Regions from separate parts of the Homo sapiens genome. Here region 1 is linked to region 2. Evidence: read pairs that join two places in POLR2A ChIA-PET (ENCODE). Cell type or tissue: IMR-90. All regions are shown on one strand. Links, peaks and the distances in the headings refer to the core of each region. The heading gives the core; the rest is flanking DNA.

Region 1 (15,916 bases), core at 5,971-10,970, 630 kb before region 2:
GTCTCAAGCGATTCTCCTCCTGCATTGGCCTCCCAAAGTGTTGACATTACAGGCATGAGCCACCACACCTGGGCTTTGTGAATTTTTATTTTTTATTTAGACAGGATTCTGCTCTGTTGCCCAGGCTGGAGTGCAGTGGTGCAAACATGGCTCACTGAAGCCATGGACTCCTGGGCTCAGTGATCCTCTTGCCTCAGCCTCCTGAGTAGCTGGGATTACAAGTGTGCACCACCACACCTGGCTAATTTTTGTATTTTTGTACAGATGGGGTTTTGCCATGTTGCCCAGGCTGGTCTCAAACTCCTAGGCTCAAACAATCCTGCCTTGGCATCCCAAAGTGCTGGAATTACAGGCATGAGCCACTGTACCTGGCCTGTTTTGTTTTTGAGATAGGGTCTTGCTTTGTCACCCACGCTGTAGTGTACTGGTATGAAAATGTAAGTTTCATGGGAATTTATCTTTTTTTTTTTCTTTTTTGAGACAGAGTCCTGCTCTGTTGCCCAGGCTGGAGTATAGTGGTGCGATCTCGGCTCATTGCAACCTCCACCTCCTGGGTTCGAGTGATTCTCCTGCCTCAGCCTCCTGAGTACCTGGGACTACAGGTGCACACCACCACAGCTGGCTAATTTTTTTATTTTTAGTAGAGAGGGGTTTCACCATGTTGGCCAGGCTGTTCTCGAACTCTTGACCTCAGGTGATCCACCCACCTCGGCCTCCCAAAGTGCTGGGATTACAGGTGTGAGCCACCATGCCCACATGGGAATTTATCTTATATAGAGGACAAACTTTGCCACAGAAACGTGCCATGTAAGAAGACAAGGATACATTTATGTTTTTTTGTACAAGAAAACATTTCAGAACAAAATAAGTAGTCTCTTAAACTATATCCCTGTGAAAAGACAGACATGGGAGCAGAGAGGAAAACGATTGATCCTTGCGGGTGTAGAGATCCCTTTAGGAGAGGAAAACAGCTGGGAGGCTGAGGCGGGCGGATCACCTGAGGTCGGGTAGCCTTGAACAAGGCTAGCCTGACCAACATGGAGAAACCCCGGTCTCTACTAAAAATACAAAATTAGTCGGGCGTAGTGGCACATGCCTGTAATCCCAGCTACTCGGAGGCTTAGGCAGGAGAATTGCTTGAACTCGGGAGGTGGAGGTTGTGGTGAGCTGAGGTCACGCCATTGCACTCCAGCCTGGGCGACGAGTGAAACTCCGTCTTAAAAGAAAAAATAAAAAAGAAGAAGAGGAAAACAGAAGAAATGCTACTTTGAAAGCCCTTGATATAAAGGAGCATGTGTGGGTGGCTGAAGAGTACTGGGGATGATTGTGCTGTGGTTCCTTGTGTGTTAGGTCCTATTTCCTTCCTTCCTTCCTTCCTTCCTTCCTTCTTTCCTTCCTTCCTTCCTTCCTTCCTTCCTTCCCCTTCCTTCCTCCCTTCCTCCCTTCCTTCCTTCTTTCCTTTTTTTTGATGGAGCCTCTCCTGCCCACGCTGGAGCGCAGTGGCGCAATCTTGGCTCACTGTAACCTCCGCCTCCTGGTTCAAGAGATTTTCATGCCTCAGCCTCCTGAGTAGCTGGGATTGCAGGTGTGCACCACCATGCCTGGCTAATTTTTGTATTTTTAGTAGAGATGAGGTTTCACCATGTTGGCCAGGCTGGTCTTGAACTCCTGACCTCAGGTGTTCTGCCCGCCTCAGCCTCCCAAAGTGTTGGGATTACAGGCATGAGCCACCGTGCTTGGCTGGTTCTCTCTAGTTTCAGTGAGAACCGAATGGTCCCTAGGGTGGGTGATGGAGCAGTCTTTTAAAGATGATTGTGTTAATTATAATCTTGGTCCTAAATTAGAAAAATGAAAAAAAGTCTTCATAGAAGTCATAGGCAGGCCAGGCGTGGTGGCTTATTCTTGTAATTCCAGTACTCTGGGAGGCTGAGGTGGGAGGATCGCTTGAGGCCAGGAGAGACCAGCCTGGGCTCTGTCTCTAAGGAAAAAAAAAAAAAGAGAGAGAGAAAAAAATAGCCAGGCATGATGATGAGTGCCCATAGTCCCAGCTACTCAGGAGGCTGAGGTAGGAGGATCACTTGAGCCCAGAAGCTCAAGGTGGCAGTGAGCTAGGATTGCACCACTGGACTGCAGCGTGGATGACAGAGTGACATCCTGTCTCAAAAAAGAAAAGGAAAGGCGGGGGGCGGGGGAGGATGGAAAGGACCACAGACCTAACTGTCTCTGTTGTTAAGAATCAATGTTTGGCCAGGCGCGGTGGTTCACGCCTATAATACTAGCACTTTGGGAGGCCGAGGCAGGTGGATCACTTGAGGTCAGGAGTTTGAGACCAGCCTGGCCAACATGGCAAAACCCCGTTTCTACTAAAAATACAAAAATTAGCTGGGCGTGGTGGCGGGCGCCTGTAATCTCAGCTACTCAGGAGGCTGTGGCAGGAGGGTCGTTTGAACCTGGGAGGTGGAGGTTGCAGTGAGCCGGTATTGCACCACTGCACTCCAGCTGGGGCAACAGAAAGACACCCTGTCTCAAAAAAAAGAACCAGTGTTCGTCATCGTCATCTTATTTCCAGAGTCATTGCCGCATCCTATGATAAGACAGTGAGGGCCTGGGACCTGGAGACAGGCAAGCTGCTGGTACGTATGCCTGTCCAGTGGGGGCGTTGGTTGCAGCCCAGGGGCTTGACCAAGCCTCAGGCAGCTTTGGGTTGGACCCTGGGTAGGGGGAGGTGATAAAACTCCATTCTTCTAGGAAGGAGGCATGTTCCTGGGGATGGAAGTACAGATGTGAACTGCACCCACAACAGCCATTGCTTGCAAAAAGTCTGGAGGGTGAGAGGGTGGGCACTGGGGGAGGAAGACTCCTGGAGGAGGCGGATGGAACCAAGGCTTCTGCTTGAAAGATGGGATGGGTTTGGATACACAGAAAGAAGCCAGAATTGGGGGTGGGGTGTGGGGGCTGGTATTCCAGGCTCCCCGGTAAGATGTTTGGATTTGATTAGACAGGAAGTGGGGCTGAGGCCATGGGACAAAGGCCATGTGCCCCCAAGAACCAGGGTTCTGGCCCTTACCAGTCTGTTCTCTTTATATCTTGGAGGGGGTCACTCTCCGTCCATCCCACAGGCTCAAGACTCCCACTCGGCCCTGCACCCCTTCCAGGCACCCTCAGCTCTGCTCAGGGGCCTCCTCGGGGTCTCCTGCCTCACCCCTGCCGTCCCTCCCTCTCAGCTCCTGCAGGCCTTTTCTGTCCCTTCCTCCTTCCTTTCCTTAAAAAACAACCTTTCTTGTTAGTGCAAAGGTCAGTTTGTATTCATTGTAAACATTTTTAGAAAGACAAGATAAGCCAAGTTTTTATTTTATGATGACGATGATGATGATTTTTAGAGACAGGGTCTTGCAAGCTCTGTCACCCAGGCTGGAACACAGTGGCGCCATCGTAGCTCACTGCAGCCTCAAACTCCTGGGCTCAGATGATCCTCCCGCCACAGCCTCATAAGTAGCTGGGACTACAGGCGAGCACCGCCACACCTGGCTCATGTTTTACTTTTGTAGAGATGGAGATCTTGCATGTTTCCCAGGCTAGTCTCAGGCTCCTGGTCTCAAGCGATCCTCCAGCCTTGGCCTCCCAAAGCACTGGGTTTACAGGTGTAACACACCACACCTGGCTTAAAACAACCTTTTGATTGCTGGCTCATTTCAGTGGAAGGTCAGGTATGATACCTTCATCGTCTCCTGTAAGTTTTCTCCTGATGGTAAATACGTGGTCTCAGGCTTCGACGTGGATCATGGAATCTGCATAATGGACGCCGAGAACATCACCACCGTTTCCGTCATCAAAGGTGAGGGTGTGCGGGCTCCCTGTATCTTCAGTCTGCCATAGGAATAGCCACTTGTCACTGACTGACGGTGACCTTCCATTGCTTTATTTGGTGAAACTGTAATGGTATGAAGCACGTCATTAAAGCTGGGACACTAGGCTAGGTGCGGTGGCTGGGATTGCATCTGTAATCCCAGCACTTTGGGAGGTTGCTTGAGCCCAGGAGTTTGAGACCAGCCTGGGCAACAGGGTGAAACCCTGTCACTACCAAAAACAATACAAAAATTAGCCAGGTGTGATGGCATGCACCTGTAGTCCCAGCTGCTTGAGAGGCTGAAACGGGAGAATCACTTGAACCCGGAGGTGGAGATTGTATTGAGCTGAGATTGAGCCACTGGACTCCAGCCTGGCAGACAGAGTGAGACTCCATCTCAAAAAAACAAACAAACAAACAAAAAACAAACAAACAAACAAAAAAACACACCAAAACTGATCCTCTTCAGTTAATGCTTTTCCATTCATTCAGTCTTGTGCTTTTAACAAAGGACACAATGTTCGGCTCCAACCTCATGTGGTCATTGACAGCCTAATCTTTTATTGAGGGGAGGCTCAGGCTTCTTAACATTAACATTAACAGAGTTAACATTAACAGAGTCTTGCTATGTTGCCCAGGCTGATGTCAAACTCCTGGCCTCGAGGGATCCTCCTGCCTCAGCCTCCCAAAGTGAGGGATTATAGGAGAAGCCCCCTCACCCGGCCTACCTGTATCTTTTTTTTTTTTCTTTTTTGAGATGGAGTCTTGCTCTGTCTCCTAGGCTGGAGTGTAGTGGTGCGATCTCGGGTCACCTCAACCTCCACTTCCTGGGTTCAAGCAATTCTCCTTGCCTCAGCCTTCTGAGTAGCTGGGATTACAGGCACCCACCACCACGCCCAGCTAATTTTTGTATTTTTAGTAGAGATGGGGTTTCACCATGTTGGGCAGGCTGGTCTCGAGCTCCTGACCTCAGGTGATCTGCCCGCCTTGGTCTCCCAAAGTGCTGGGATTACGGGCATGAGCCACTGTGCCCAGCCTATTTTTAAAATATAGGACTTAGTAATTGTTGTATGACAGTTTCCTGGTTGGGACACTGTGTGATGATGATACCACATGTTCCCATGGGGGCTGCTGGGTGAAGGACATGGGTGATTTCTCTGTTATTCCTTACACCTCCATGGGAGTTTACAATTATCTTAAAATTAAAGTTAAAAAAATGTGTAATCATTGTAAAGACATTCATTATGGGCTGGGCGTGGTGGCTCATGCCTGTAATCCCAGCACTTTGGGAGGCCGAGGCTGGTGGATCACCTGAGCTCAAAAGTTCAAGACCAGCCTGGCCAACATGGTGAAACCCTGTCTCTACTAAAAATACAAAAATTAGCCGGGCGTGGTGGCGGGCACCTGTAATCCCAGCTACTCGGGAGGCTGAGGCAGAATTGCTGGAACCCAGGAGGTGGAGGTTGCAGTGAGCCGAAATCGCGCCTCTGCGCTCCAGCCCAGGTGACAGAATGAGGCCCTGTCTCAAAAATAAAAAAATCATTCATTATGTAAATAAAAAAGCAAAAGGCTGCTGTGTCTGTCCTGTCTCCTCCCCAGAGGCACCTGTTATGAACCATACATTGCTGGGCAGTCTTCCTGAACCCTGTGTGTATGCCTGTGCGTACAAGTGTTTGCACACACAACACTGCTTCTCATATGTGCTTTGTGTTTCTTTTTATCGATGTGGCACTATGCCATGTGCACTGCCCCACAGCTTCCCTAATAGCCCCTAAGAGCCCACTTGACACTCTGACCCCACCATGCTTCAGACTCCAGCTTTGCCCCACACTGCTCCATGATCCGGCCCAGGCCTTTGCAAGCACTGTTCCTTCTTCCTGGAGTGCTCTTCCATTTCTGCTTCCCTTGCTGGCTTTTCGGGCCCTTCCTGGACCCCTCAGGGTGGCCAGGCTTATGTTGTCTGGGCCTTGGTGGCCCGTGCACTCATCTCATGATCTGTGGCATGTGGCAGGTCGTTGCCTGGTCCGGGGTGTCTCCTCCATCAGACTGGCAGCTCTGCGGGGGCAGGGAACCTGCTGTGCTCCCGGTTCAAAGCCTGGGACATAGTAGTCACTCAGGAATGTTTGTGCAGGTGTGTAGCTCCTGATGAAAACTGGAATTGTGTTTTGTAATCGTCACTGGCTGGGGAAGTCGTGGGAGTCCTCCAGCCCAGCAGGTGGAAGGCGTGGTCTCAAGTCCCTTTCCTCCGTGTTCTGCAGATCATCACACAAGGTCCATCACGTCATGCTGCTTTGACCCCGACAGCCAGAGGGTGGCTTCTGTCTCATTGGACAGGTGCATCAAGATCTGGGATGTTACATCCCAGGCCACGCTGCTCACCATCACTAAGTGAGTTGGACCCCAGGAGGCCAGAAGGGAGTTTGGGTGGGGCGTCCCCATTCATGACTTCCTGAATTCCACATAAGCCAGCATCCATGTGGACACGTCTGTAGCTTGGTCATAGGTGCTCTGAGGAGGCTGGGGACAGGCAGGCAGGAGGGAGCCATCAGCTGTGGCCTGTGGGCTGGGCTGGGCCTCAGATGCATTTGTTTCAATGTGAGCCACTAGTGGAAATCATTGTGCAGAGAAGTCCACAAAAGGTGAAGTTCCAGCATCTCCTGTAAAATGGGAAGGTCTGGCTGGGCGTGTGGCTCATGGCTATAATCCCAGAGCTTTGGGAGGCCAAAGTGGGAGGATCACTTCAGGCCAGGAGTTCAACACCAGCCTGGGCAATGTCACAAGACCCCATCTCTACAAAAAATTTAAAAATTAGCTGGGTGTGGTGTCACACACCTGTAGTCCCAGCTACTCAGGAGGCTGAGGCTGGAGGATTGCTTGAGCCTAGGAGTTTGAGGCTGCTGTGAGCTATGATTGCACCACTGCACCCCAGCCTGGACAATGAAGTAAGACCCTGTCTAAAAAAAATAAATAAATAAAGTGAATTCAGTCGTTTTGGAGATATTACATTATCATTTAAAAAAATTTTGGGGCTGGGCTCGGTGGCTCATGCCTGTAATCCCAGCACTTTGGGAGGCCGAGTGGGGCGGATCACCTGAGGTCAGGAGTTCGAGACCAGCCTGGTCAACATAGTGAAACCCCACCTCTAGTAAAAATACAAAACTTAGCTGGGCGTGGTGGCGGGCACCTGTAATCCCAGCTATTCAGGAGGCTGAGGAAGGAGAATAGCTTGAATCCGGGAGGTGGAGGTTGCAGTGAGCCAAGATTGTGCCACTGCACTCCAGCCTAGGTGACAGAGTGAGACTCTGTCTCAAAATATATATATATATATATACACGCACACAACATAAAACATGATATTTTAACCATTTTTAAGTGTGCAATTCTCTGCCATTCATTACATTCACAGTGTTGTGCAACCATCACCACTATTTATTTCCAAAATGATTTCATCATCTCAGACAGAAGCTCTTACCCGTTAAGCAATAACTCCCCATTCCCCATGCCCCCAGCCCTGGGTAATGTTTATTCTACTTTCTGTCTCTATGAATCTGCCTATTCTAGATATTTCATATAAGTAGAGTCATACATTATTTGTCCTCTTGTGATTAGGTTATTTCACTTAAAATAATGTCCTCAAGGTTCATCTGTGTTGTAGCCTGCATCAGAACATCAGAACTTCATTCCTTTTTTTTCCTTTGAGACTTAGTCTCGCTATGTCCCCCAGGCTGGAGTGCAGTGGTGCCATCTTGGCTCACTGCAACCTCTGCCTCCTGGGTTCAAGTGATTCTCCTGCTTCAGCCTCCTGAGTAGCTGGGATTACAGGCGCCCACCACCACACCTGGCTAATTTCTGTATTATTAGTAGAGACGGGGTTTCATCATGTTGGCCAGGCTGGTCTCAAACTCCTGACCTTGTCATCCACCCACCTCGGCCTCCCACAGTGCTGGGATTAAGAACTTCATTCCTTTTGATGACTGAATAGTACTGCATTATAGGTGTACATACCACATTTTGTTTATCTGTTCATCTGTTGATGACCTCTTAGGCTGTTTCTACCTTTTAGTTATTGGGAATAATGCTGCTATGAACACATGTACATGTAACTTTGAGTTCCTGCTTTCAATTCTTTTTATTTTATTTGATTTCGAGACAGAGTCTTGCTCTGTTGCCCAGGCTGGAGTGCAGTGACGTGATCATAGCTCACTGGAGCCTCGGATTCCTAGGCTCAAGTGATCCTCTTGCCTCAACTTCCTGAGTAGCTGAGACTACAGGTGCACACCACCATGCCTGGCTAATTTTTAAGTTTGTTTTTTTTTTTTTTTTGCAGAAACGGGGTCTCATTATGTCTCCCAAGCTAGTCCTGAACTTCTGAGCTCAAGTGATCCTCTCACTTTGGCCTCCCAAAGTTCTGGGATGACAGGTGTGAGCCACTGCACCTGGCCTGTTTTTAATTCTTTACTCTGTATACCCAGGAGTGGAATTGTTGGATCATATGGTAATACTGTGCTTAGCTTTTTCAGGAGTGGGGATCTTGCTTATTAATTTTGCACTGAGAACTGAAAATGATATAGCCCGACCGACATTATGAATTTTTTAAATCCTCTAGCAAGATCAGCTATATCATTTGCAGGGTGCAATCTCGGCTCGCTGCAACCTCCGCCTCCCGGGTTCAAGCAATTCTCCTGCCTCAGCCTCCCGAGTAGGTGGGACTACAGGCGCCCGCCACCATGCCCAACTAATTTTTGTATTTTTAGTAGAGACAGGGTTTCACCACATTGGCCAGGCTGGTCTCAAACTCCTGACCTTGTGATCCACCCACCTCGGCCTCCCAAAGTGCTGGGATTACAGGCATGAGCCACAGTGCCTGGCCACACTGTGGTTTTCATTTACACTGTCATTCATATTGTTTTTCTCCTATAGGTAAAAAGTCATTTCTCTCTTGCTGCTCTGAAGATATTTTTGTTGTCCTTAGTTTTCTGAAGTGTAATTATGTGTCTGGGTGTAGATTTCTTTGGATTTATCCTGTTGGGTTTTACTCAGATTCTTGAATCTGTAGGTTTATATATTTTGCCAAATTTGGTAAAATTTCAGCCATTTAAAAAAATTACTTTTAAAGTTGACTCCATCTTGTCCAGAACTGTACGTGCAGCATAGCCATTTTCCCCAAACTTCTGTACAGGTGAAATGGCCTTCTACGAGAAGTGGGATTTATGTGAAATGAGAGTCCATAGAGATACCTCTGGTTTATTTATTTATTTATTTATGTATTTATTTATTTAGAAATTGCTATGTCTTTTTTTTTACTTTAAGTTCCAGGACACATGTGCAGAATGTGCAGGTTTGTTACATAGGTACACATGTGCCACGGTGGTTTGCTGCATCTATCAACACGTCATCTAGGTTTTAAGCCCCGCATGTGTTAGGTATTTGCCCTAATGCTCTCCCTCCACTTGCCTCCCACCCCCTGACAGGCCTCAGTGTGTGATGTTCCCCTCCCTGTGTCTATGTGTTCTCACTGTTCAACTCCCACTTATGAATGAGAACGTGTGGTGTTTGGTCTTCTGTTCCTGTGTTAGTTTGCTGAGGATGATGTCCCTGCAAAGGACATGATCTCATTCTTTCTCATGGCTGCATAGTATTCCATGGTGTATATGTACCACATTTTCTTTATCCGGTCTATCATTGATGGGCATTTGGGTTGACACGAAGTCTTTGCTATTGTGAATAATGCTGCAATAAACATACGTGTGCATGTGTATTTATAGAAGAATGATTTATAATCCTCTGGGTATACCTCTGGTTTAAACCTCAATGACAGTGTCTGGCTGCTGGGAGAGCTTGCAGTCAAACCTCCATGATATGCCAGCATGGTTCTTAGCTCACCAGGCACTGGGAATTGGTGAGGTTTATCCCGGATGGCCCTGCGAAGTTGACATTTCTTCTCCTTTGGCGTTGCTCAGTTTGTGCCTTTCAAAGAACCAAAATGGGTTCCAAAACTCTGATCTGAGCTCTAGAAAATTGTTTTGCTCAACCTTTTCTTCAGGTCAAATGATTGATTTTATGATCCAGGCTACTCAGAGAAAACTCTGCTTACAAGAGGAGGTGAGAATCACAGGAGAAAGACATTGAGGGTTACAAACAAAAAGTGGCAAAATACAGACAGGCTTTTTATTATTATTATTTTTCTGAAAAAGAAGATGCTTAAAAATTGGAATGAATAACTTCATTTTTTTTCTGAGATAGAGTCTTGCACTGTTGCCCAGGCTGGAGTGCAATGGCACAATCTTGGCTCACTGCAACCTCCACCTCCTGGGTTCAAGTGATTCTCCTGCCTCAGCCTCCAGAGTAGCTGGGACTACAGGCATGTGCCACCATGCCCAGCTAATTTTTATATTTTTTGTAGAGATGGGGTCTTGCTATGTTGCCCAGGCTGGTGTCAAAATCCTGGGCTCAAGCAATCCTTCCACCTAGGCCTCCCAAAGTGCTGGGATTATAGGCATGAGCCACTGCACCCAGCCAAATAACCCACAATTTTATTAATTAAATATACAACACTGAAATATACTTGAATAGCACTGAAGACAAATGAGGATAGGAGTGAGAAAAAGGGAGAGTGAATAGTTGGGGTGGAGAAGCAGAGGAGTAAGTAAGAGAGGGGTGGAACAGGGGGAGACCACGCCTGACATTGTTGGGGGAAAGATGGGGAGCAGGAGAGAGCCTCTGTGTAAGCGCCACCCAGCACCAAGCCCCAAAGGCTGTCTGTCAATCAATCACTCCTGACACCAGCTGCTTTTCCCTCCAGCGCCAAGGGAATACTGCAGAATCTTCCCAAATGAGGGCAATTTGTGCCCCAGTGGACATTTGACAATGTCTGGACTCATGTTTTGTTGTCACAACTGGGTGTGGGGGTTCCTGGCATCTAGCCAGGAGAGGCCAGGGATGCTGCTCCACCTCCTACAGAACACAGGACGGCCCCCACAACTCTGAGTGACCCAGCTCAAAATGTCCACCTTGGTGTGGTTGGCCCAGTGCCGTGGCTCACGCCTGTAATCCCAGCACTACTTTGGGAGGCCAAGGCAGGTGGACCACTAGAGCCTAGGAGTTTGAGAGCAGCCTGGGTAACATAGCGAAACACTGTCTCTATTATTATTTTTCTAAAAATTGGTGCAGTCGAGAAATGCTGGAACAGCGTGACAGTCTGAGCAATTCACATCTGGACCATGGTAGGCAGTGATCAAAGGCATGATGAACATGAGCTCACAGGAGATGCTGACCCCCACTTAGGTATGTCTTCAGGTCCTCTTGGGGCGAAGTGCTAGCATGTGCAGCCCGACCATGAGCTCACAGGAGAAAATACCCCCGGCTTTAGGTATGTCTTCAGGTCCTCCAGGAGCAAAGCGCTAATGTGTGCACCCCACCATCTGTGTTTCAGGGCACATTCCAATGCAATCTCAAACTGCTGTTTTACCTTCAGTGGCCATTTCCTGTGTACAAGCTCCTGGGATAAAAACTTAAAAATATGGAACGTCCACACAGGGGAGTTTCGAAACTGTGGAGCCTGTGTGACTCTGATGCAGGGCCATGAAGGTTCTGTCAGTTCCTGTCACTTTGCCAGAGACAGTGAGTAATTAACATGCAGAAGGCCTCCATTCCTGTGGGAGTGCTGGGCAGAGTTCTCCATGTTCCGTTCAAATGGACAGAGAGGCAATTTCCAATGATGCTGACAGGGAGGGCGGATTCTTCCCCACGAGAACAAAAAACCCAAGAGGGAAGACCACAGGTACCAGTTTACAGTGGTAGAAACTCAGCTCAATGTGGCGTATGCAACCAAAGAAATTGATTAATCCTGTAATGGAAAAGTCCAAGAGCACGTCTGACTTCAGGCATGGATGGGACAAGAGAGTCAATGCTGTTGGGAACCCAACCCTTCCACTCTGTCTTTCAACCTAGCTTCCCTCTGTATCAGCCTTTACCCCCAAGGAGGCAAAGATGGCCGGATGAGGTGCCTTATGCCTGTAATCCCAATGCTTTGGGAGGCCAAGGTGGGAGGACTGCTTGAAGCCAGGAGTTCAAGACCAGCCTGGGCAACACAGCAAGACCCTGTCTCTACAAAAAAATTAAAAAATTAGCTGGGTGTGGTGGTGCACACCTGTAGTCTCAGCTCTTCAAGAGGCTGAGGTGGGAGGATCACTTGAGCCCAGGAGTTTGAGGCTGCAGTGAGCTATGATTGTGCTACTGCACTCCAGCCTGGGCAACAGAGTGAGACCCTGTGTCTAAAAAGAAAAAAAAAAAGGCCAGGCACAATGGCTCATGCCTGTAATCCCAGCACTTTGGGAGGCTGAGGTGGGCGGATCACCTGAGGTCAGGAGTTCAAGATCAGCCTGGCCAACATGGTGAAACCCCATCTCTACTAAAAAATACAAAAATTAGCCAGGTGTGGTGGTGGATGCCTGTAATTCCAGCTATTCGGGAGCCTCAGGCAGGAGAATCGCTTGAACCCGGGAGGCGGAGGCTGCAGTGAGCCAAGATTGCACCACTGCACTCCAGCCTGGGTGACAGAGCGAGACTCTGTCTCAATATATATATATATGTATATATATGTGTATATATATATATATGTATATATATGTGTATATATATATGTATATATGTGTATATATATGTATATATGTGTATATATGTATATATATGTGTATATATATATGTATGTGTATATATGTGTGTGTGTATGTATATATGTATGTATGTGTGTGTGTGTATGTATGTATATATATATATATATATATATATATATATATATATATATATATATATAAAATTAAAGAGGTAAAGAGGACCTTTAGTGGTCCAGCTCAGCCTAGTTCTGGCCCCTGGCAGTCCTGGAGAAAGAGACCTTCTGTCTGATGGTGCCAGAACAAGTCCCAGGGAAGACTCCCATTGGCTCAGCTTGGGACACATGTCCATCTCTTAATGAATCACTTAGGGGGCAACGAAAGCCTCTGATTGGCCAGGTCTGGGTGACTTGCCCACCTGCAGAGCTAGGGTTGGGGTCAGAACCCCCTGATGCAGAGGGACTAAGAGTAGGCAAGGAGTGTTTCCCCACAGGAAATTGGGAGCTGTTGCCAGATAAAGGGACATAGAGGTGAATGGGGGCAGTGACAGGAAGCCACCGCGGCTAGCCAGCTCCAGGGAGGGAAGTGGGTGCTCTTGACACTCAGGAGCCAAACATATGCTCCCCTATCCTGGTGAGAAGTGGGGCTTGCTCTGTGTGTCTGGGGGCCTCAGCTGGCACACATGCCACTGGGGCCTGGCTTGAGAAGCACTAGGGTGCTTCTGGGCAACTTTCCCTCTTCAGCAGCACCCCTTGTCTAAGTCCCACTGTGAGGCACCCTGCCAGCTTCTGTCCTTGGCTTTATGGGGTTCAGAATCACATGCAGTTGAGCCAAAATTGTGCCACTGCGCTCCTACACTCTAGCCTGGGTGACGGAGTGAGACTCTGTCTCAAAAAAAGAAAAAAAGAAAGAAAAAAAAAAGAATCACATGCAGTTAATCATTATTATTCCTGATTCTGTATTTGTGAAGTCACCTACTTGCTGATATTTATTTGTAAACCTAAAGTCAACATTCATGGCACTTTCAAGGTCACTCACAGATGTGAAGAGCAGCAAAAAATCTAAGTCACCTCCCAGCTGAGGTTGGACAAGGCAACACTCTGCCTTCTTGTTTCACCTCCCACGTGGTAAAATGTCCTTTTTGTGGTCTATTTAGTGCCACCATTTTTTTTTGTTGTTGTTTGTTTGTTTTGCTCCCTCTGTTGCCCAGGCTGGAGCGCAGTTGCGCGATCTTGGCTCACTGCAACCTCTGCCTCCTGGGTTCAAGCGATTCTCCTGCTTCAGCCTTCCAAGTAGCTTGGATTACAGGTGCGCACTACCATGCCTGGCTAATTTTTGTATTTTTGGTAGAGATGGGGTTTCGCCATGTTGTCCAGGCTGGTCTTGAACTCCTGTCCTCATGTGATCTGCCTGCCTCAGCCTCCCAAAGTGCTGGGATTACAGACGTGAGCCACCACACCTGGGCTTTCTTTTGCTTTTTGTTAGTGATTTTGCTGTGTAAAATGGCTCCCTTGGCCGTGTGTGGTGGCTCACAGCTTTAATTTCAGTGCTGGGGGGGTGCTGAGGCGGGAGTATTGCTTGAACCCAGGAGTTTGAGATCAGCCTGGGCAACATAGTGAGACCCCATCTCTACCAAAACAAAAAAAAAAAATTTAGCCAGGTGTGCTGGCACCTGCTTGTAGTCCCAGCTACTTGGTAACTGAAGTGGGAGGATTGCTTGAGACCAGGAGTTTGAAGCTGCTGTGAGCTGATTGCATCACTGCACTCTAGCCTGGGTGACAGAGCAAGACCTTATCTCTAAAAATAAATAAATAAATAAATAAATAAATAAATAAATAAATAAATAAATAACAAATAAAATGATCCCTAACCACAGTGCCGAAGTGCTGTTTGCCGTTCCTAAGCGCGAGAGTGCTATGATGGGGAAAATGCATGCATCCATTCAGGCATGAGTTACAGCTGTTGGTTGTGAGTTCAATGTAAACAAATCAACAGTATATATGCAATAAGGTGTCTTTAAACAGAAACACACATAAAACAAAGTTACGTACTGATCAACTGATGAGAATGTGACCAGAGCTCGCAGGAAACTGACCCTGTATTTCCCCTAGGAGCGATGGTTCAGTATTCACTAATTCAGTGTCTGCAAAAACTGCAGAGGCCCCCAACCTTTCTGGCGCCAGGGACAGGTTTCATGGAAGACAACTTTTCCACAAATGGGAGCTGTGGAGGATGGTTTCGGGATGACCCAAGTGTATTACATTTATTGTGCCCTTTATTTTTATTATTATTACATTGTAATATATAGTGAAATAATTATACAAGTCAGCATCATGTAGAATCAGTGGGAGCCCTGAGCTTGTTTTCCTGCAACTAGATGGTCCCATCTGGGGGTGATGGGAGACAGTGACAGATCATCAGGCATTAGATTCTCATAAAGAGTGCACAACCTAATCCCTCGCATCCGCAGTTCACAATAGGGTTCATGCTCCCGTGAGAATCGAATGCTGCAGCTGATCTGACAGGAGGCCGAGCTCAGGTGGTAATACGAGCGATGGGGAGTGGCTGTAAATACAGATGAAGCTTTGGCTTGCTTGCCTACCACTCACTGTCTGCTGGGTGGCCTGGTTCCCAACAGGCCATGGATTGGTACCAGTCTGTGGCCCAGGGACTGGGGACCCCTGTCATAGAACATGACTACTGTAAATGATAAGAATCAGCTGTAATTGGCTTGGGGTCGTGGAGCCACTCCAGGAAGGGGTTTCAGTGTTGTCAGAGTGAGATGAGGTGGTGCCTCGCCAAGGCATCTTCAGCTGGCTTTGGGCTCACTTGGCTTGGAAAGTTGACCCCCATCTCCACCCTTTCATTTTCTGTTGCAGGCTCTTTTCTCATTTCTGGAGGGTTTGATAGGACTGTGGCTATTTGGGATGTAGCAGAAGGCTACCGGAAGCTCTCTTTGAAGGTACATGTGGCCAGCATGAGATTGAGGATCTGAACTTCCCTCCCGAGTCCTTCCTGTGCTCAATGCTGGTTGCTGGGGACACAGCTGTGAGTGACACAGGCCTTGATGCCTCTGTGGGCTGATGAAGGACAGACAGGAAGCCAGCAAACACACCACCGACTGTGAGGAGTGAAATGGAGAAACCACAACAGGGTGACATGATGGGGACAGAGGCGGGGGACCCATCCACATTGCATGGGCAGAGCTTCCTGGAGAAGGAGGTGTTTGAGCTGAGAACAGAAAGGACTACATAAGTGGGGATCTTGAAGAAGAAGGGCAGTCCAGGCAGATGGAACAGCTGATGCAAAAACCCTGAGGTGGGAGTGTCTAAGAACAGCAGAAGTTACTGTGCAGGCCTGGGCACTGTGGCTCACTCCTGTAATCCCAGTACTTTGGGAGGCTGAGGTGGGCGGATCACCTGAGGTCAGGAGTTTGAGACCAGCCTGGCCAACATGG
Region 2 (17,175 bases), core at 7,264-12,263:
TCTGTGTGTGTGTCTGGGTGTCTGTGTGGGTGTCTGGCCTGTGCTGTGGGGTGGGTGGATGTGAGCGCGTATATGTCTATGTGTGTGTCTGGCCTATACTCTCCACATGTGTGTTTGTGAGTGTGTGTGTTTGGCCTGTACTGTGGGTGGGTGTGAGCATATGGATCATGTGGGTGGGTGTGTTTGTGTGGATGTCTGGCCTGTGCTGTGGGATAAACGGGTGTGAGCATGTGGGTGTGTGTGTCTGGCCTGTGATGTGGGGTGGGTGGGTATGAGCGTGTGTGTGTGTGTCTGTGTCTATGTCTGTGTGTGTGTGTGTGTTTCTGCCCTGTGCTGTAGGGTGGGTGGGTGTGAACGTGTGTGTGTGTCTCTGGCCTGTGCTGTGGGGTGGGTGTGAGCATGTGTGTGTTTGTGTCTGTGTGTGTCTCTGTGTGTATGTCTGGCCTGTGCTGTGGGGTGGGTGGGTGTAAGTGTATGTCTGTATGTGTGTTTCTGTGTGTGTCTGGCCTGTACAGTGTGAGTGTATGTTTGGCCTGTATCATGTGGATGGGAGTGAGCATACAGGTAATGTGGGTCTGTGTGTCTGCGTGGGTGTGTGTCTGTGTGGGTGTCTGGCCTGTGCTGTGGGCTAAATGGGTAATGAGTATGTGGGTGTGTGTGGGGGGAGGGAGGTATCTGGCCTGTGCTGTGGGGTGGGTGTGAGCGTGTGTGTGTGTGTGTGTTTCTAGCCTGTGCTATGGGGTCAGTGGGAGCGTGTGTGTCTGTGTGTGTGTGTTCCTGGAGTGAGGGGTGTGCATTGTGTGTGAGCCCGCGTCCATGCCGGGTGTGGGCTGTGTGCAGTCTGAGTCCTGCCCGTCTCCAGGACCATCTCGTGCACCTGCTCCTCGTCTCTCCCTGCCCATTCGCTGGCCATTTTGTGGATGTCACCTGGAAGGGGCCAACTGATCAGAGACCCTAGAAAGGGCCACTGGCAGCTCCCAGGGGCAAAGGAGGCCCATTGAGTTGGGAGAAGAACAGCCCAAGCCCCAGGGCCCTCCCCAGCTTGGTCCCCCTGTGGGCCCCTCCGGGCGGCCCCAGGGAAGTCCCTGCCAGGCCTCTGCCCTTGAGTGGCTGAGACCTCCTGGATGGGAGCCCCACTCTCTGAGTGGTGACGAGAACAGACGTCCCAAAGCCTAGGGTCCCTCCTGGGGCTTGGGAGCCCCAAAGGCCTTGAGTATCCTGGGGAGATAGGATTCAAGGTCCACACAGATGGTCAGGTGGGAAACTCGGGCAGTTCTGGCTCCCCCCAGCTCCCCCTCCTCCCTGCTGTCTCGACAGGGTTTGGTGGCCCATACAGGGCCTGTCCAAGGGGCCCAGGACAAAGTCAGGCAGGCAGTGGACAGGGGGTCCCCCATCATCTCCCCCTACTCTCAGGCAGGGTTTGCCAATTTCATCCTCAGGGCTGAGCCCCTTGGTGGGGGACAGGAGCCTGTGGAGCCCATGGTTCTGAGGCCTGGAGGCGGCCTCACCTCACTGCCCCTATCTCTTCTTGGCCCCTTCCTCTTCAGGGAGCACTCGTGGTGAACCCAGCGAACATCCTGCTGGCGTCCCTCACTCCTCCACTGCTCTACAAGCCCAGGGGACCCAGAGCTGGGCACAAGAGGCTGTGTTGAACCACGGGATCCAGAAATGGGCAAAGGTGAAAGTTGGGGGTGGGGTAGTCTGGGCTCAAGTAACACTGCCCCTACCTCCGGGGACTCCCAGCTGATGGGTACCATGACTCCTGAATGAGGAATAGGCAGGCGCCCCGGGGAGCAGGGTGTGGGGAGAGGACTGTATGTTAGCCCCACTGCCCTGCCCGGGCCGGGGAGGGGGTGTGGGAGCCCTGAGCTGGGTTCTTCACACTGCCCTGGCCTGGCTGCTTGTTGGCCCTTCTCACTGCCCAGGGCACGCTTTGCACAAGAGGCTCTGTTGGGAGATGGCAGCAGAGGGGGACCCGGGGTCTGGGCCAGGCCGGGGCTACTAGGGGACTATCCTCCTGCCTCTCCTTCACCCTGGGCCGGCCTCAGGAAAGGAGGAGCAGGGGAGCAGCTGGAGGTGCCAAGAGCTCTGGAAGCTAGGGAAGGGGGCAGGGGGCAGGGGCAGAGGGCAGAGAGAGCAACTTCCTGTCACGGGCCTGGGCGACCCTTCCGCGCCACCTGGGTATGCCAGCCTGAGTCAAGTGGACAGTGAGTGCTGAGCGTGGAGAAGTGCAGGTGCGTGCGCGAGGTGTTTAAAGAGGAGACCAAGGGACTGGGACCCTGAGTGTGTCGGGGGTGCAGGTGTCGGGGGTCACTCGTGCTGGGTGCTGCGCTGTGGCCTCGTGTGCGTTGCCCAGTGCCCCTCTCCCAGCGGTGCTGTCCACTCATGCCTCGCTCTACTGTATAGGTGAGAAGACTGAGGCACAGAAAGGCGTGGCCAGAGCTGTGCAGCGCAGGAGTTGGAGCTGGGATTGCGCCCAAGCGGCCGGCAGGGGCTCCCTCGCGTTCGTACCCACAGGCGCAGAGCCGTTCTCCGCCGCCAGGTGGGGCTAAGTCCCCGCTCCCGAGCAGCGGCTTGGGGATCCCCGGCGGGGCCGCCAGGTGGCAGCAGCGCTCTGGCCGCGCGGCTCCAGCTCCCGGGCGCCCCGCGTCCCCAGCCTCCCCACCGCGCAGTCGGCTCCTCTGTCACCTCGCCCTCCCAACCATGGGGTCACGGGGCTCCCGCCCCTCCACTGTCTGCGGGCGGCCTCCAGAGGTTACTCTCAAACCCACCAGCTCCAGGGGACCCGCCTGTGCTAACACTAAGCCCCCAAACACCCGCAGCGCCCCTAAAGCAGTGACATCCACAACCTCCCCGGGGGCTTGTCCTGCACGCTCCATCAGGGTGATGTCAGGCCTTCTCCAACCTCAACCACAACACGAACGCACACGCGCAAACACAAATGCATGCACACACACAGGCACAGACGCACAGACACACACAACCACACACACAGACACACAGACACCCATCCTCACAAACACACACCCAGACAGATATGCAGACACACGCATGCACACAGACCCAGATGCACGCGGACACACAGACACACACGTAAACACACAGAAACATGCACGGCTCAGGACGGGGCTTCTTGCTGCATTGAAATAAATGGGAAGAACCGGAAGGTCCCTCACTGTCTCAGCCAAGTGCATGCACTTCCCACGCTGAGCCCTGTCCTCCACTTCCCCTCCTGCACTGGCCAGAGGTCACCCCCGACACACACACACACACACACACACACACACACACACACACCAGATCCCAGTCCCTTAGCCTACTCCTTAAGCACCTCCCGCGCGCACCTGCGCCCTCTCTGCACACACAGCAGGCTTTCCCATCAGCAGAAAACAAGCTGTCAATGCCCCACCTTTAAAAACGGGGAAGCCGTAGCCAGATGGCCCCTGCAGCGCCTGCCCATTTCTCTCCTCTCCTTCCTGGCAGAACCCACCCCTCAGCCCCCATGGCTTCACCTCCTTTTCCACTCTGGACCCCACCCTGGCCTGCCTTCCAATCTTGCCACCCGCAGAGTCCGCTGACAAGGCACCTTCCACTGCCGCACGCTGGCAATCCCAGGCACTCTTCTGCCTACACACTCCCTGGGCGAGCTCCCCATCACCCCTGTGCTAGACTCCCGGATTTGCCCCTGCAGCCCTGATCGGTAGACCCCCATGGCCAGCCGCCTCACCCCCAGCTGTCGGCACGTCCAGCGGGTGTCTCCACTTGAACGTCTCACCTGAGCCGCACACCTTTCACACCTCAAGCCCCTCCTCTCCCGGCTTCCCGGCTCAGCCTTCCCTACAAGCCCTGGATCGTCCCTTTCGCCCTGCCTCCCAAGGGCATACTGAATCCATGTCCATTCTCCCTCTCCAGGGCTGTCATTTAACCCAAGCCATTATCACACTAGCATCTCCTGCCTTGGCACCTAAAGTAATAAGTAACTATGGAATTTACCGGTTTACCAGGTACTGCTCTAAGTATTTCATATTTTTTGTACCCTGCCCCTCGCGATCCCGGCTGACTGCAAACTCCGCCTCCTAGGTTCAAGAAATTTTCCTGCCTCAGCCCCCCGAGTAGCTGGGATCACAGGGGCCTGCCACCACACCGGGCTAATTTTTGTATTTTTAATAGAGACGGAGTTTCACCATGTTGGACAGGCTGGTCTCAAACTCCCGACCTCAAGTGATTCACTCGCCTCGGCCTCCCAGAGTGCTGGGATTACAGGCTTAAGCCACCTCGCCTGGCTAGCGTTTCACATATAAGAGCTTATCTAATCCTCACTACAACCCTGGAAGACCGTTATCATCCTCCCCATTTTTTGCAGATGAAGACATTGAGACACAGAGAGGTTAAGTAATCTGCCCAAGGCCACACAGCTATAATGGGGATCTTCCAGAATTCAGAGCCTGATGGTTTGGCCCTGGCTCTGTGTGCCCATGAGTGCACAGTTCTTACTGGCTCTCTGGTGTTCCAATGGGGTAGGAGGTTTTGCGACAGCAGAGAAGGAATTGAATGGTCACTAGGGCAAGGGAAAGACAAGCTCTCTGGAGAAAGAGAGGGAGTGTCTCAGGCATTGCTTTGCACCCATTTGCAGTTTATGATGGATGTGCAGGGCACCAGCATGCCTTCCTGCTGCAGCATAAGCAAGGTCACAGCGGGGCTCCTCCTAGACCTGTGTGACAGAGGAGTGAAGGACACAGAGAATAGTCACCCAATCAGGACAAGGCTGGATGAGGAAGGGCATCAAGACAGGAAGGGCTGATAGGCAGAGAGAAGGCGCTGGGGTCTGCGGAGGAAGTGAGGCGGGAGTTGGGGACCTGTGACCTTGGAGATGGTGTGGTTTCCTGTGGTGACAGGCAAACTGTGGCCAGGGGTGGCAGTGGCCAGGATCACGATGATGACTTTCACCTCTGCCCACCATGATAATCTCCTGGATGGAGATGACCTCGGTTCCAGGGCTTGTGAACAAGTCACGCCCCACAGAGGGACCCTCTTCAGCCTCCTCTGGGGTCTGGTGACACGGTGGTCCTGTACCTGTGCCTCTGGCTCCATCAGTTCACACTTGCTACCTGCCTGCTTACCTGCCTGCTGTCACCTGTTCCAGCCTGTATCCACCTGCCTGTGACTACCTGAGTTTGCCTGTGACCACCCACACCCATCTGTCTCTCTCTGCCTTGGTGGGTGGTGGTTTTGGGGCTACAGGTCAGCCCCCTCCTCCGCGTGCAGGGCCTGAGAGCAGGGGCGTGGGAGACGGAGTCTGCCAATCTGGCCGCACCAGCTGGAGATGAGCCCAGGACTGCTGACGCCTCCAGCCTGCCTCTGGGGAGACCATGCTGTGTGGATGACAGTCCCCTAAGACCCGGAAGCGAGCCACGTCTGGGAGGATGAGATGGGGTCGGCAAATCTGGGCCGGGAGGGAAGGCTGCATTCTTGCTCTCCAAACCGATGTGCTGAATTTTACTTTTCCTTTTAGTTATTTCTTCTTCTTAAATCCTGTTTCTCTCCCTGAGGCAGCTAATCTATTATTTAACATCGGATTGTGGGATTGAAACTCCAAGGCAAATTGAAAATTATTTGTGTTTGAGGTTTCAGGCGTGAAGCTGAGGCAACCATTTCTGAGAGATCCTGAGAACCCGGGCAAAGGTAGCGAACCCACAGCACTGTTCCTGGAAGGGGCTGAGAGGACTGGGGTGCAGGAAGCGTTCCACAGACCTGGCAGGCTGGGGGGCCCCGCTATGCTCCAGCCTTGCCCACCCAAAGCCCGCAGCTCGGGGGTCATTAATCTCCATGTGGCATTTCACTTGGGAAATGCTGTCAACACCTCCCACTGGCCAAAGTCCTCAAGAGGCTGGGCAGGTGCCATCAGTCACCCTGGGCCTGTGCCCACCCTGGGGGAAATGCCTCGGTCATGAGAGGATTAATGACACGAGGAGAAGGGCTCGTCATCATTTTTCAAGGTTCGGCTCTCTGTAGATCTGCAGGCAGGATTGCTGGCCTAACAGTCAGTGGAGAGTGACCCAAGGCTCTGGAGAGTGACCAAGGAACACGGCTGAGGGTGGGGGGCCCTGGCCTGGACCCCCGCTGAGTGCCCGAAGACTGATGGAGCATGCGACCTCCTAGCGCTGGCTCTCAGGACATGAATCGGGACCAGAAGGAGGAGTGGGCTTGAGCCCAGGGGAGTGTGAACAAACACTGTGTGAGCCCCACATAGACATCTGCGGATCACGGAATGGGGGAACTGGGAGACGCCAGGTCAGGGAGATCCTTGGATTTTGGATAAGGGATAAGGAGATTGGATTTTGTGTTGGAAACAGCGGAACCATTGAAGGAGGGGTGTACTACGGTCAAGTTCCATGCCCAGAAGGATCCAGAATGAGGCTGAGGGGCTGTCTTCATCCATCTTAGTCTGTCTGGGCTGCTACATCAAAAATCCCATAGACTGGGTGACTCAGACAACAAACAATTTCTCACAGTTCTGGAGGCTGAGATCAAGGCGCCAGCAGATGCAGTGTCTGGGGAGGGCCGGTTTCCTGGTTCATAGGGGGCCCTCTTCCTGCTGTGAACTCATGGCAGAAGGGGTGAGGAGCTCCCCAGGGCCTCGTTTATCAGGGTGCTAATCCCATTCACGAGGGCTCCACCCTTAGGACCTAATCACCACCAAAAGGCCCCACCTCCTCACACCATCACTTTGGGGTTGAGGATTTCAACATAGGACACAATATTGTCAGGGGACATTCGGCGCATAGAAGAGGCTATCAGCACATCTCCATCCAACACTTAGAGCGGTCACACGTGTCAGGCCTTGTGCTAGACCTGGGTGATGGCACCCTTATGCCCCCAGCTCAGAACAGAGCTGAGCATCGAGGATCTGGGACCACAGAGAAGTGGGAGGAGTCTCCCACAAGGTCCTCTGCCACCCAGATTTATAAAGGAAAGAGGTTTAATCGACTCACAGTTCCACATGGCTGGGGATGCTTCAGGAAACTTACGATCATGGCAGAAAGGGAAGCAAACACGTCTTTCTTCACATGGCAGCAGGAGAGAGAAGTGCCGAGCAAAGGAGGAAAAGCGTCTTATAAAACCATCAGATCTTGTGGAACTCACTCACTATTACAAGAACAGCACGGGGGTAACCGCCCCCACGATTCAATTACCTCCCAGTGGATCCCTCCCATGACACGTGGGGCTTATGGGAACTACAATTCAAGATAAGATTTGGGTGGAGACACAGCCAAACCATATCACCGTGGGATCTCAATGAAACTGCAGCCATAGCTGCCCATCATGAACTGGGTCCTGTCAGAACCACCAAGTCAAAAGGCCAAGTGGACTCAGCACCTCCTATCAAAAGATAGAAGTTGGCCAGATGCAGTGGTCACACCTGTAATCCCAGCACTTTGGGAGGCAGAGGCAAGAGGATCGCTTAAGGCCAAGAGTTTGAGACCAGCCTGAGCAACATAGAGAGACCACGTTTCTACAAACAAAAAGTAAAAAATCATCCAGGTTTGGTGATGCACACCTGCAGTCCCAGCTACTCAGGAGGCTGAGGCAGGAGAATTGCTTGAGCCCAGGAGTTGGAGGCTGCAATGAGCTGTGATTGCACCACTGCGCTCTAGCCTGGGTGACAGAGTAAGACCTTGTCTCTAACTAGTAATAATAAGATAGAAGTGGCACACCCAGGATCAAGTGCAAGCAGGGTGGGAGGACACAAGCGAGCTGTGTGAGCAGGGAGCCTGGGCACCTTGGGATCCCCACTGCTGCACTGAGACCTCTTCCTCAGTTTACCTCTGAGGCCATATGGTGAGGGGCATGATCAGCTAATGAAAGAGGAAAAGGCTAGAGCTTTTTTCACAGATGTGTTGGCTTGTGTAGAAGCAGGTAAAAAGTGGATGGTGGCCAGGCATGGTGGCACATACCTGTAATCCCAGCTACTCCACAGGCTGAGGTACAAGAATCACTTGAACCCGGGAGGTGGAGGTTGCAGTGAGCCAAGATCGTGCCACTGCACTCCAGCTTGGGCAACAGAGTGAGACTCCATCTCAAAAAAAAAAAAAAAAAAAAAAAAAGTGGATGGTGACCAGGGTACAGTGGTCACATCTGTAATCCCAGCACTTCAGGAGGCCAAGGCAGGAGGATTGCTTGAGGCTAGGAGTTAGACAGGCCTGGGCAACACAGCAAGACCCCCATATCTTTTTTTTTTTTTAAATAAAAATTCAAAATAAAAGCTGATGGTGTCTGCACTGCAGCAGTGGATGGTGTGTGCACCACAGCTCCACCCAGGAGTGGCCTGGAAAGATGGTGGTAAAGTGAAATACTCCCAGTGGGTAGAGCTTTAGACACCGGTCATCCACTTTGGTGAAAAGGGAAATGGCCTGAGTTCAGAATATACATGGACTCATGGGCAGTGGCCGATGGCTTGGCCAGATAGTCAGGAGCCTAGAAGGAGAAAGATTAGAAGTTAGGAGACAAGGGGAAGTCATGTGGATGGGACTTGGCACAAAGTGTGACGATGTCTCTCACATTAGCACTCATTGGAAGAGGCACCAAGCAACCAAGTGGGCAGAACTACTTGGGTATGCAACATCAGCCAGCTTCTGTCATTGGCTTCTTCACGGCTGGTACAAAAAGCACACACAAGGAGGACGTGGTGACAGGGATGGAGGTTATGCATGGGTCCAGCAACAGGGGCTCCCACTCACCATGGTTGATCTAGCTGCTGCTATTGCTGCTGCCAAATCTCCAATTCTCCAGTAACAGAGACCCACACTAAGTCCCAAATGCAGCATCATTCCATGAGGACACCAACCTATCACTTGGTGGCAAGCCCACCACACTGGATCCCTTTCATCCTGGAAGGAGCAGTGATTCATTTTGTCAGGAATAAACACAAAGTCTGAGGATGGGTTTGCCTTTCCTGCCCACAGGGCCCGAGCCAGACCACAAGCCCAAGGGCTTACAGAGTGTCTGATGCACAGCGCAGCATCCCACGTGCCATTGCATCAGATAAAGGGACTCACTTTACAGAAAGGAGGTGCAAGGGTGGGCTGGTCATATCATCTACCGTATCCCTCCGAATCTGCTAATCTGATAAGCAATGGAAGGGCCTGTTGAAATCACAGCTTTTTGCAAAGATGAGGTGCCATTCTCCAGATGAAAGTAGGTACCTTAAATGAACAAAAGGTGGACATGGGTCTACCTGGGTGTGGTAGGCAGAATCATCACCCTTTTCCCCCAAAGCGATCTGCATCCTGACTCCCAGGACCCGTGGTTATGTAACCTTACATGGCAAAGAGGACCATCTAGACAGGATGTGATTAAGTGAAGGATCTTGACGTGGGGAAATTATCCTGGATTACCTGGGGGTGAGGGGCGGCTAATGTAATCACAAGGGTTCTCCTAGCTGCAAGAGGAAGGCAGGAGAGTCACTGTGGGAGTGATGCAGTGTGAAACGGATTCAACCAGCCTTTGCTGGCTTTGAAGACAGTGGGAGCCATGAGCCAAGGGAGCAACAGGCCCCTTGAAGCTGAGAAAGACAAGGAAATCATTCCTCCCTGGAGCCTCTAGAGGGAATGCAGCCCTACCTACACCTTAATTTCCACCCTGGGAGACTCATGTTGGACTCCAACTTCCTGAGCTGTAAAGTAATAGATTTGTGTTGTTCTAACTCACCAGATCTGTGGTGTGTTCTCACAGCAGCAACAGGAAACCAACACCCTATGTCCTAGGTAAGATGGGTCTGGGAACCAAAGAGCGGATGCAAGAGGTCCTGCTTACCCTCATGCTCATCTGCCCACTTGGAGAACATGTGCTTCTTGTTCCCACAGACCTGGGCTCTGAGGATTTGGAAATCCTGCTTCCCACATGAGCTATGCGTCTATCAATGAACACGGCAAGAGTCCTGTGGAACTGTAAGCTGTGGCTGCTGCCTGGACACTTTAGACTGCTTGGGCTAAGACACCAGCAAGCAAGATGAGTTACCCTCTTGGCAACTTAGCTAAGTGACATCAGCCAGCTTCTGTCATTGGCCTCTTCATGGCTGGTACAAAAAACACACACGAGGAGGACGTGGTGACAGGGATGGAGGCTATGTATAGGTCCAACAGCATGGGTTCCCACTCAGCATGGCTGACCTAGCTGCTGTTGCTCCTGCCAGATCTCCGATTCTCCAGCAGCAGAGATCGATGCTAAGTCTGGAATGCACCACCATTCCATGAGGACACCCACCCTTCACTTGGTGGCAAGCCGACCATACTGGATCGCTTTCATCCTGGAAGAAGTAGTGACTCATTTTGTCAGGAATAAATACATATTCTGAGTATAGGTTTGCATTTCCTGCCACAGGACCTGAGCCAGACCACAAGCCCTGATCATCAGTAAGAGGGAGCATTTTTATTATACAGTGGGGCTGGGAGAAATCTATTTGGTGTCTGGTTAATCCACTTGGATGCTTTTCGATACTCCCTTGCCCAGTTTTGACAGCGAATGGGCAAGTGCAGCAACTCTGGTCTGAGAAGGTGATGTTGGCCAGAGTCTCAGACCCCTCAGGGATGAAGATCTGGTTTTTCCACCAGGTAAGCCCCTGAGACCAGGTTGCTGTTCGCTGAGGGTGCAGGAGTCCTGAAGAGATAATAAGGAGGAGAGAAGCTGAGTATCTGTTGCAGCTCCAAGACCAACTGTGACAGTGGAGGCTGTAATCTTTTTTTTTTTTTTTTTTTTTTTGAGACAGAGTCTTGCTCTGTTGCCCAGGCTGGAGTGCAGTGGTACAATTTCAGCTCAGTGAAACCTCTGCCTCCTGGGTTCAAGCAATTCTCCTGCCTCAGCTGGGATTACAGGCATGTGCCACCATGCCTGGCTAATTTTTGCATTTTTAGTAGAGATGTTGTCCAGGCTGGTCTCGAATTCCTGACCTCAAGTGATCCACCCACCTTGGCCTCCCAAAGTGCTGGGATTACAGGTGTGAGCCACTGTGCCCAGACAGCTGTATAATCTAATCTTCTTCTAAGATCCCCCAGGGAGAGGCATACCAGAATCCTGGAGGAGCTGGGTCCCTTTTCTCTCCCTGCCTCTCTAGAGAGGGTTCAGCCTGGTCAGGTGGACAGCCGGCTGGAATTGGGGCTGGTTGGCTGGGACTTTGTGGTCACTTAGGTCCAGAAAAGCAGATCATGGGGACAGGCACCAGGGTTTTAAGGACATCGTTAAATACCTCACAAGACAGACCCTGGCTGCATGTCTTCTAACCCACGATGGCCTCAGCTTAACGAGTCCTAAGAAAGAACTAGCCCTCCTTAAGTCATTCCTAGAGTTCTTCAATAGCAGCCAAACTATACACATGAACCAACCCCTCCAAACAGCATGGCTATGCAGCAGGTCAGAAGAGAAAGGCATGTTGGACTTACCACTGGGCTTTGGGGGGAGCTGCTTCACCTCCCTGGGCCTCGGTTTCCCCATGTATGGAAAGGGCCAGTGATATGGTCTGGATCTGTGACCCCACCACATCTCATGTTGAATTGTAATCCCCAGTGTTGGAGGGGAGGCCTGGTGGGAGGTAATTGGATCACAGGGGTGATTTATCATGAATGGTTTAGCATCATCTCTTAGTGCTGTTCTCATGATAGTGAGCGAGTTCTCCCGAGATCTGGTTGTTTAAAAGTGCGTAGCACCTTTCCCCCTCACTCTCTTGCTCCTACTCCAGCCATGTGATGTGCCTGCTTCCCCTTCACCTTCCGCCATGATTGTAAGTTTCCTGAGGCCTCCCCAGCCATGCTTCCTGTACAGCCTGCAGCACTGTACAGTGAGCCAAGATCTCTCCACCTCTTTTCTGTATAAATTACCCAGTCTCAGGTATTTCTTTATAGCAATGCAAGAATGGACTAATACAGCCAGCTCTTCCCAAGCCAGCACATTCCAGCACCCCACTCCAAGGAATCCAAGAATTCCAGACCGAACCCGGGCTTCCAGGTCATTATGAAGGTATATTCATCAAGGTGGGAGAATATAATGTATGTTATTAAATAGTTGCTAGCTTGATTTACACCTTTTAGGTATTTAGACATATGATACGTGGATCTCTATTTATCCTCTTCTTCTCAGCCCTGAAAATGTTAGGGGTGGGCCAAGATATGTAATACACACACATGCATAATTTTATATAATATCTATAGTATATATAACATATGATTATATATATTATATAATTATAAATAATAGAGTAACATGTATATCATCCCAGTCTAATTCGTGTATGGATGTGTATACATACACACACACACACACACACACATACAGATATATAGTTTATAGTCAGCTATTGCCGTGTGACAAAGACACACACAATTTCAGCGGCATACAGTGATAAGCACGAATTTCTCCTGTGTCTGTGGGAGGCTTATGCAACCCCACTCTGTGTATGTCACTCGATGGCTCCAGTCTCCAGCTGCCTGGAGCTTATTCTTATGGCCACAGCAGAAACTCCAAGTCCAGCCACAGAAGCACACTTTAAGCCTCTCCGTAAAGCCACTACCTGCTAACTCCCACTTGGTGAAGCCCCGTATCAGGGTGTGGAGAAGTTATTTCTGCCAACCACGAAGCTGTAGCAAGGGTGTAGTTGTCTCTAGGTACTACAGGGCAGGGAAAAATTGGAATCAATAATTTAACCCATCACACATACCAAACAGAGGTTCCCTAGGAAGAAGAAAATGAGATTGTCAGGGTGTGGGGGATTAATTTGTAATTAGTTCTAATTACTAAAAGAATCGATGTTTTAATTTTTTACAAAGTATCTGTATTCCCATATTCTTTCTGTAATAAAGCAAAAATCAGAAGCCCTCAATTCTCCCCAATTCCAGTTAAAATCCTAATAAATACAATTGTTACGAGTTGATTCCTTTGGAAGACTGCCTAGCCATTTTGAAAAATAAATTCTTTTTTAGATACAGACCTCAAACCATAGGCAGAAGTTAATTCCAAAAGGATGAGAGACCTAGATGTAAAAACAGAACTGTAAAAATTCAGAGGGCGATAATATTATGAAATATATCAAGACGTTTTTCTTTTTTGCACTTCCTTGGGTGACCTTCTAGCTTTTCAGCCAGAGGCTCGCATTGCCTAGAGGTGGTGGCAGATGGAGGGAGGGAGACGAGGATGAGGGAGGGAGGGAGGAGGGAAGGGGGAGGAGGAGAAGAAGAAGAGAGAGAAGACAGGGAAGAGAGGAGGGAGAGAAGGGTGACAGGGAGCTGGTTGAGGGAGGGGACACAGAGCAGGAGACAGAGGCCCCATGTGGATCAAAGGAGTGACAAGGGAGGGCCCATGCTCAGTGATATGAGAACAGCAAGAGGCAACAAACAAGATACAAAAGGATACACACTTCCATCCCATTCATGTACAAGTTTAAAACCTACACAAGTGTTACCATTGTTTATGAACATATCCCAATGTTGCAAAAAGTATAAAAGGGTGCACAGGAGGGATACAACTGGCTGGGGAGGAAGGGAGGGGTTTAATACATCTGTATCATTTCGTATTGTTTTTTAAAGAGGATCTGAAGCAAATATTCAAAATGGTTTGTTACATTTGGGTGTCTGTTACATTATTTTTTACGTTGTGAAATGCATGCATGATGGAGGAAAGGCAGGCTGTGAATCAGTATGAATAGGTTGATCCCATACTTTAAAAGCACATGTGTGAGTGCCTGTGTGCACATCTGTGTGCTCAGGTGTGTGTGTAGGTGTCTTTTTACCTATGGTTCTGTGCATGTCTGTGTCTGTAGATTATGTGTGTGGGTGTGGTATGGGTACGTGTGTGTCTCTTTGTGTCGCTTGTGTGTGCATGTGTCTGCGTATCTGTGCAACTATATGTCCGTGTCTCTGCATATTTGTTAGTATGTGTGTCCATGTCTGTGTCTGTGCAATTGTGTCTATAGTTATGTTTCTGTATGTTTGTCATTGACTGTGTGTATTTGCACGTGTGTGTGTGTGTAAGTGTGTTTTGTTTTGTTTTGTTTTGTTTTTTGAGATGTAGTCTCACTCTGTCACCCAGGCTGGAGTGCAGTGGAGAGATCTTGGCTCACTGCAACGTCCACCTCCTGGGTTCAAGCAATTCTCCTGACTCAGCCTCCCCAGTAGCCAGGATTACAGGTGTCCGCCACCATATCCAGCTAGTTTTTGTATCTTTAGTAGAGACGGGGTTTCATTATGTTGGCCAGGCTGGTCTCGAACTCCTGACCTCAAGTTATCTGCCCTCATCGGCCTTCCAAAGTGCTGGGATCACAGGTATCAGCCACCACACCGAGCCACTGCATGTGTGTATCTGTGTGGGTCTGTGTAGTTGTGTGTCTGTGTGTGCCTGCACACCTGTGTGTTTATAAATAGAAAAAAAACTAGATGGACAAATGTCAAATCATTGACACAGTTCTTTCTGGGAAGGGGAGACAGAGGACTTTTGTTTCCCTTTCACACATTTTATGGTGATACATTATTTTTTGATGATGATGATGATGTATTCTTTATTTATATTTTTAAATACTTTTTAAAAAGACAGTACACGGAGGCCGGGCACAGTGGCTCACACCTGAAATCCCAGCACTTTGAGAGGCTGAGGCAGGTGGGTCACTTGGGCTCAGGAGTTTGAGACCAGCCTGGCCAACATGGTGAAACCCCATCTCTACTAAAAATACAAAAATTAGCCAGGTGTCATGGCGCAGACCTGTAATCCCAGCTACTCAGGAGGCTGAGGCAGGAGAAACGCTTGAACCCGGGAAGTAGAGGTTGCACTGAGCTGAGATTGCACCACTGCCCTCCAGCCTGGGGGGGAGAGTGAGACTCTGTCTCAAAAAATAAAAATAAAATAAAAGACAGTACAGAGTTTCACAGCTTGAAAAATAAGAATTTACCAGCCGACTCTGCACTCTGCTCCAGGGCTCCTCCCTTGAGCCGCACTTTGCTTTGCCTCCGGGGCCTGGATCATCCATCCCACCCATCCACAAGGGCCCTGGGGACAGAGGAGCCTGGGGACACTTCCCGGCCCAACCCCAGGGGCACAGCCCAAAGCAATCATGACATTTCTCTGGAGTCTTGTATTTTATCTTTAAATGTTAGGCAGAGTTTACGTTCTCCCTTGTAATGTATACATGTTTGTCTTGCTGACTTGTTTGTCAATTCTGGAGTCAAGGGGGCACTCAAATGGACTCCACTGGGCACTTGTCTGTAAACCCAGCACTTTGGGAGGAGAAGGCAGGAGGATTGCTTGAGGTCAGGTGTTTGAAACCAGCTTGGGCAACATAGCAAGACCCCATCTCTCTACTAAAGATTTTTTTTTTTAAGATGGAGATTTGCTCTTGTTGCCCAGGCTGAAGTGCAATGGCACAATCTTGGCTCACTGCAGCCTCTGTCTCCCAGGTTCAAGCAATTCTCCTGCCTCAGCCTCCCGAGTAGCTGGGATTACAGGCACATGCCACCATGCCCAGCTAACTTTTTGTATTTTTAGTAGAGACGGGGTTTCACCACGTTGGCCAGGCTGGTCTCAAACTTTTGGTCTCAGGTGATCCGCCTGCCTTGGCCTCCCAATATGCTGGGATTATAGGCATGAGACATTGTGCCTGGTCTACTAAAGATTTTTAAATTGGCCCCTGATGTAGTGGTGCACGCTTATTGTCCCAGCTACTTAGGTGGCTGAAGTGGGAGGATTGCTTCAGCCCAGGAGTTTGAGGCTGCAGGGAGCTATCATCATGCTGCTGCACTCCAACCTGGGCAATGGAGTCAGCCTCATCCTCTTAAACAAACAAAAAAAGTGAAAGGGGACTCTGCTGTACGCGCCTTCCTGTGCTCCTGTGCATCTCTTGTGGGTGGGCTCTGGGCAACGGTACCTGAGGGGTGGAGCTGAAACCATGGCTTGACGGGAGGCATGTTGGAAGAGGAAATCAGCCATCAGCTCTAAACAACAGCTGCTACTTACAGAGCACTCACACTGGCTGGGCCGAGTTCTTTGCTTTGCTGTGTTCTCCCATTTAATTCTTCCAGCAACCCCACCCGTTAGGTCCTATCTCTGTTCCCACACTACACAGGAGGACACTGAGACTGGAGAGGTAAAGCCCAAGGTCAACCAGCTGCACTCAGATTCTCAAGTTGATGCTCTGCACAGACTGTCTACTACAGGGCAGGCCCAAGGAGAAGGGATTGCCTGTCACATGGAAGGGGCTCCATGTACTGGGCTTGGGTCCAAGGAAGGAGAGCCCTGGGTTTCTGATGGAACAAAGGCCACTCTCATTGTCTAAACTTTTTTCATGGGAAAAACTCCCTTGGACCCTTGCAAATGTATCTGCAGAGCCTCAGGTGGTCACTTGGAGCCAGAGTGGCAGCCACACACAGTCACTTGGGGCAGGATTCTATGGAAAGCCATTCTCCCACGGATCCCGTCTGGGCTTATATTGATTGAGAAAAGTGGAGGACTCCCCCGACCCCCCTGGAGAGGGCCTCCCTGGCATCCCTTGACTGCAACAGCCTAATCTGTTCCAACAATCTTCTCAGCGCTGTTGCACAAGAAGGGCTACGGGTCCCTGGGAGTGCTCTTGAACTTTCCCCAGTGTCAGGCCAGCTCAGGGTTCCGTGCTTAAAACATTCAGCGGCCCAGCCCTCAACACAGAATCCATCCTCTCCTCCCCAACCCCCACCCCCCCGCCCCACTCCCACCCCCAGGGAAAGTCTGACTTTGCCCAGTACCCACTTCCCTCCCAGGGGTTCAGGGCAGCAGTCCCATTGGCTTGTAACTTGGCATGTGACCCAGTTTTTGCCAATAGGACGTGACAAGGAGGGCTGTGGGAGCCACTAGGATAATTCCATTGTTTTCTATAGGTGTCCAGGCAGGTGTGAAGCTTTGAGCTCTGTTCATTTTGAGACCAGAGAAGTGCTGGCATGAGAACAGGCCAACGTGCTGAGGATGGTAGAGGAAAGCTGGGGAGAGCTGGTCCTTGAATAGTATTCCAATCCACTGATTCACCTCCAGGCGCATTCTGTGAATCAGGTGTTCTATCATGAAGCTATTCTGTTGCAGCCTTTGCTACTTGCACCCAAATCCATATAGCATTTGAGAATTTGATGGAAAAGGCTCAAATGCAGTTTTGAGCAATTTAGGGGGCTGCTGGCT

What was found. ChIA-PET counts read pairs that join two places held together with the same protein. Peaks named below come from ENCODE experiments on the same cell type or tissue, not always from the same donor. Only the 100,000 strongest peaks of a DNase experiment are listed, where the experiment ranks them.
Region 1: POLR2A ChIA-PET joins it to region 2 with 8 read pairs; 3 of 35 experiments call an interaction of 5 or more read pairs at or near these places.

What each region holds. Positions count from the first base shown.
Region 1 is chr19:33,145,076-33,160,991 of GRCh38, forward strand. It overlaps WDR88 (WD repeat domain 88), which reads left to right. Exons shown (of 11, transcript NM_173479.4): 4 at 2,570-2,633; 5 at 3,697-3,835; 6 at 6,106-6,235; 7 at 11,280-11,467; 8 at 15,339-15,421. It overlaps LOC124904691 (a long non-coding RNA gene), which reads right to left. Exons shown (of 2, transcript XR_007067228.1): 2 at 14,696-15,580. Among named protein-coding and RNA genes, the nearest start is that of WDR88, 21 kb to the left of the region's middle. RefSeq lists enhancers at 1,834-2,003, 2,955-3,124, 6,207-6,376, 15,428-15,837 and cis regulatory regions at 3,040, 6,292. In IMR-90, for the core only: no CTCF peak of the experiment used is centred there; no DNase peak of the experiment used is centred there.
Region 2 is chr19:33,775,641-33,792,815 of GRCh38, forward strand. No RefSeq gene overlaps it. Among named protein-coding and RNA genes, the nearest start is that of KCTD15, 13 kb to the right of the region's middle. RefSeq lists a silencer at 2,587-2,746. In IMR-90, for the core only: no CTCF peak of the experiment used is centred there; a DNase peak (open chromatin) is centred at 10,341.